2 separate regions of the Homo sapiens genome follow, and region 2 is linked to region 1. Evidence: chromatin loops called from intact Hi-C (ENCODE). Cell type or tissue: IMR-90. All regions are shown on one strand.

The links. A loop is a pair of places that touch in the nucleus more often than their neighbours do. Peaks named below come from ENCODE experiments on the same cell type or tissue, not always from the same donor. Only the 100,000 strongest peaks of a DNase experiment are listed, where the experiment ranks them.
Region 2: it touches region 1 in a loop (2.3-fold over the local background); 13 of 110 quality-filtered maps call a loop at or near these places.

The regions. Positions count from the first base shown.
Region 1 is chr2:33,274,907-33,277,406 of GRCh38, reverse strand. It overlaps LTBP1 (latent transforming growth factor beta binding protein 1), which reads right to left. Exons shown (of 34, transcript NM_206943.4): 17 at 2,317-2,442; 18 at 1,484-1,606. Among named protein-coding and RNA genes, the nearest start is that of MIR4430, 140 kb to the left of the region's middle. In IMR-90, no CTCF peak of the experiment used is centred here; a DNase peak (open chromatin) is centred at 1,456; H3K27ac peaks cover 277 bases.
Region 2 is chr2:33,362,834-33,365,333 of GRCh38, reverse strand. LTBP1 (latent transforming growth factor beta binding protein 1) reads right to left here. Exons shown (of 34, transcript NM_206943.4): 29 at 1,816-1,944; 30 at 978-1,118; 31 at 1. Among named protein-coding and RNA genes, the nearest start is that of MIR4430, 54 kb to the left of the region's middle. In IMR-90, no CTCF peak of the experiment used is centred here; a DNase peak (open chromatin) is centred at 1,533; H3K27ac peaks cover 193 bases.

The DNA.
Region 1 (2,500 bases):
CTGCTCCCACGCTGCATCTCTTCAGCAGAGGAGAGTTCCCTGGAAGAGCAGCGTGGAGACACTTTACACCTGTGCTTGTTCTGTAGCCTCGTGGCCCTCGGGGAGGGTACAAAACTCCATGCTGATCAGAGATCCAGCAACATAAAACACTCCCACTTCTCTCTAGATTAGAACCCAAGGGGCAGAGGCAAGACACCAGCAGGAGGGGCAAGTGTAGGCTGCCAAAAAATGTCTAATTAGCTCTCCCTCCAGGCCTGGGTCATTAGAGCAGTGAAGAAAACCAACAGGCAGAAGCCAGGGGACAGCTGAGGGCTGGCTGTGCCAACCTAGTCCATCCTGCCCCACCTAACAGAGCCCAGATCTATTAGGCTCTGCTGACAGCCAGGCAGGGAACCCCAAGGAACCAGCACCATGCTCCCGTGCCCTCACAGATCCCGTGTTCCTTCACCCTCATATTTCCATGACAGGTTTTTAGCAGAAGGTCAGTGTATTTCTTCATGAAAATAATTGCAAAAAAAGTGCCATAGTGTTTTGTTTTGTTTTGCTTTGTTTTTTGGAGACAAGGTTTTTCTCTGTCACCTGGGCTGGAATGCAGTGGCATGATCTCAGCTCACTGCAACCTCTGCCTCCCAGGTTCAAGTGATTCTTGTTTCTCAGCCTCCCAGGTAGCTGGGATTACAGGCGTGTGCCACCACATCCAGCTAATTTTTGTATTTTTAGGAGAGAGGGAGTTTCAGCATGTTGGCCAGGCTGGTCTCAAACTCCTGGCCTCAAGTGATCCACCCGCTTCAACCTCCCAAAGCACTGGGATTGCAGGCGTGAGCCACCGTGCCTGGCCTCACTACATTGGTTTCAAAAAGAACCAGAGCAACTTGGACACAAACGTGAAAAGAAATATGAAAAGGATAATAATTGTGACCATGCTATAAATACTTTTTATAACATTTTTATAATGAGAGAAAGCTCATTGCTGTGGTCAATAATGAGGAAATTTTATTAAGCACAGTTGGAATCTGACCAAAGTTTGTCAGACCATGCTTCTTGGGGAGTCTGTGAGAAAGTACCAGAACACATGTAAAAGAAAGCATTGGAGACAAAGGAATGTAAGTAGGTGAAAAGGTCAAAAACAAAAAATCAACACTGGTTACACCTGCAGCATGTTCCCAGATGAATGGTCCGGACTCTGTAATTAAGTCTGTGTTTCTACTAAATATGATGCAATTAATCATTCTATGGTGATTTCATTCCAAATACCAGAGAGGCAGATATTGAGGTGAAAAATAATGAGAGCATGAAGATGGAAAATAATCCCAAAAGAGCCAGTGAAAGGAAGAGGCAAAGAGCCTGTGAATCTAGGAAGCAGAAAGAGCTTGGATAAACTGGTGTCACGCACTGAGTGTGGGAAGGAAACAAGAACCAGGCAAGGTGCCTACCAACCCTGCACATCACCGTCATGTGTGCTGAACACTCTCAGCTGACTCACCCTCACAACGGCCTCTCTGAGTCATGCGGTACCCGCTGTCACAGTATTCACACCGGAAGGCCCCCACAGTATTGACACAGTGCCCCTCCCCACAGACGTCCGGCCTCAGGCATTCGTCAACATCTACGAAGAGCAGATAGCATTGTTGAGTTTTGTGTTCCAAATACTGTTTCAAACCTCTCCCATCTCCCAGCTTAGCTCAAATATAATAACGAAGTAACTGATTTCTTTTTTTTTTTGAGATGGAGTTTCGCTCTTGTTGCCCAGGCTGGAGTGCAATGGTGTGATCTCGGCTCACTGCAACCTCCACCTCCTGGGTTTAAGCAATTCTCCTGCCTCAGCCTCCCAAGTAGCTGGGATTACAGGCATGCACCACCATGCCTGGCTAATTCTGTATTTTTAGTAGAGACAGGGTTTCTCCAAGTTGGTCAGGCTGGTCTCAAACTCCCGACCTCAGGTGATCCGCCAGGCTCGGCCTCCCAAAGTGCTGGGATTACAGGTGTGGGCCATGGCGCCTGGCCAGTAACTGATTTCTACTTTCCCTTTGATTTGTTTGACACACATCAAAATCATCCAGTTTTGATTCATGCAGGGTGGTCCAAAAGTAACATTTAATGTATCTTGTCTATGCACATATATGACACTCTTTCTTCAAAAATGTTAGGGGAAAAAAATCCATTTTTATATCACCTGGGATCTAGCAGACTGCTGTCATGATAATTGTTTAATAAAAAATTCTGGGTTGTCTGGATAAGCACTGAACTGATGATAGTCTTAGGGGATCTAAAAACTCAGATCTAAGAATTTGTAAGCAGGAAGAATGCTGCCATTACCTATGCAGTTAGTACCCTCCTCACTGGCCATAAATCCTGCTGGGCAAATGCACAAGAAACTTCCCTCGGTGTTTTCACAGCGGCCCTGGGAGCAGAGGTGTTGGACCTGAGTACACTCATCAATATCTGTTAACAAAAATACATATAAAAATATTAGTTCTGTGTAGCAAGAACTTAGTTTCCC
Region 2 (2,500 bases), 88 kb before region 1:
TCTGAAAGGGAAGACATAGTTCCATGAAAATCGCACAGTTATTCCTATTTATAAACACTGTGTTGGAAGCCAGCAAGTCTCAAAGTTTCCATCTCTATTTCTAAGAGTGACTTCCAAGTAAAAGTCTGAATCCAGTCTGGTCTTTCAATGGATCAATTCTCTGTCATCTCCAACTGGGTGTCATTCCATCAGTTGAAATTCCAGCTGCCCATCCGGTCCCGACACAATAGTTCTCTATAGCTTCCTACTTTTATATAAAATGCCCACTATCTTGCTTGTCCTTCATAAGCCATCAGGCTTCTCACTCTCCTAATCTTCACTTTTTCATTTACTCCTGTCAAACCCTACCATTTCTTTCCATGTAACAGCTATTGGATTCATGCCTTCTTATCCATTTAATCTGCCAAAGCCCTGGACTAGTGACCCTTCATCCTAGAGTCTTTAATTCCTACCTTTCAATTGACTTCATCCAAAGCAGTCTCCTGAGGCGAATGACAGATTATGCCAATTATCAGCGGCTTTTTGCCAATTATCAGTAGCATCAGGGAGGACAGGAGTTTGTCAGTGGACTTCGGGGCTCTCCACCACCCTGTTGAACTCCACCCTCTGTTCTGCTGAGCCTTATCCACATCCTCCACTCTGCTGAGTGCACCTAATTATCTTTCCCTGAATTACATTTCCCTCAGCTGCCTCTGCAGGTTAGGGATGATGAACCCTAAGCCATGGAACAACCCTGCCATCTGCTCAGCCACTCCATAGTCCATACTTAATGAGTATGTCCAGGCTATTAAATCTCCTACATACTGATGATATGCATCTTATTACTATTTCTGTAAGTATCTCATTGTATCTCATTTTAGTTATTTCAAAATACCCAAGGAATCCATTTTTCTATTTTCCAATAGTTCACATTTTAGTTAAAAGGAAAATCTTATGATAGTTATTTGGACACAGGTTTGCATCTCCTGGAAACATACCGTTTGACTCAGCCGGTCGTATACATCTTTTTTCTGACGCATCCAGGACCATGGGGTGAGTACAGAAGCAGTTGTAAGAGCCCTCTGTATTAACACACTGGCCATCAATACAACTACTGGGGTCTTGACATTCATCCATATCTTAAGAGCAAAAAAAAGTATTACTAAAGAAAATCAGCCATCAGTTGTACCTCATACACTTCCCAAACTTTACACATTGCTATATTTAGTCCAGATTCCAGGTGCTGCCAAATTTTAATTAACCACACATTATCATCCAAAAGAGAGTGGCTCTGTCTATAAAAATGTAAGCTGCTCTGACTGAAAAACAACATTGCTGCTGCTGCTGCTGACATTAAATAAGGAAAGAAAACATCCATGAACAGGATATGCTTAGAAATTTAAGATTAAATGGCTCTTTATGATAACTTTTAAAATTATTTCCTTTTGCTATGTTTTTCTGCCTAGTGTATATGGTTTTCTGCTTAAGCATTAAAGTCTGGGTCAGTATTTAAAATGGCTGTCACTTGCACGGTATGAGTGATGAAACAGGATGTTCCACAGACCAAAAGAACACTTCAGTTATACCAGTGGCCTGAATCATAATTCCACAGTGAATATTAACTCTTTGTTTGAAATACATTCAAACAGTAGTATGGAGGTGGTTTTTTCTTTTTATTTTCTTCAATTGTGCTTAAGAAAAAGATCCCTAAAACGTTTACACATCTTTTCAACACATGATTTAGATTCAAGGAAATTGTTTTTACTACATAGCATAGTTATTTTTTCCATCTGTATATTTTCACAGTACACCATACTATATCCCCCTAAAGCTTACCAAAGCACTGCAGTTTCACAGGATCATAGTACGTCCCTTGCTTACAGTAGCATTCATACCCAGGCCGAGTGTTCAAACAGAAACCATTTTTGCAGATTTCTTGTCCAAAAAGTAGGCATTCATCTGCATCTACGGGGAAAAAAATTGAGAAATACAAAAAGGAGTTAGGTTTGATCTTTCAATTAAAAAGAGTCTAACCAGATTTGGGGCTTTAAGTTAGATATTATAATATTTACATTCCAAAGAATCCTACACAAACAGCAATATAACCTTCTTAAAATAAGGCCTAATTGGCAGGCATAAAAACATAAACAGATGTAGTTTGTCTGTGATATTTGAGAAGCAATGCCCAAAACATTATAGGAGAAGTGTATTTGTAAATATGGTTTCTGAGATGCTACCTCATATTTGATGAAATGGTCTATGGTTCCATAGTGGCATCAACAAAAGGATATATACCTTTTAAGAAATGTGTTCTGTAATGTATATTCTGGCCCATTCACTAGTTGAGATGTAGAAAGTTTCCAATAAAGTTTGGTGGAACTTGAATGCAAGTCTTTCTTGAGGATAAAAGAAAGCACAAGTTGCTGAGGGGGTTAGCAGACCCATTCCCCCACAGAATTAATAGCTTTTGCTATCTCAGTTTACTCAATGATAAATTGGAGACAATAGGAACATCTACCTA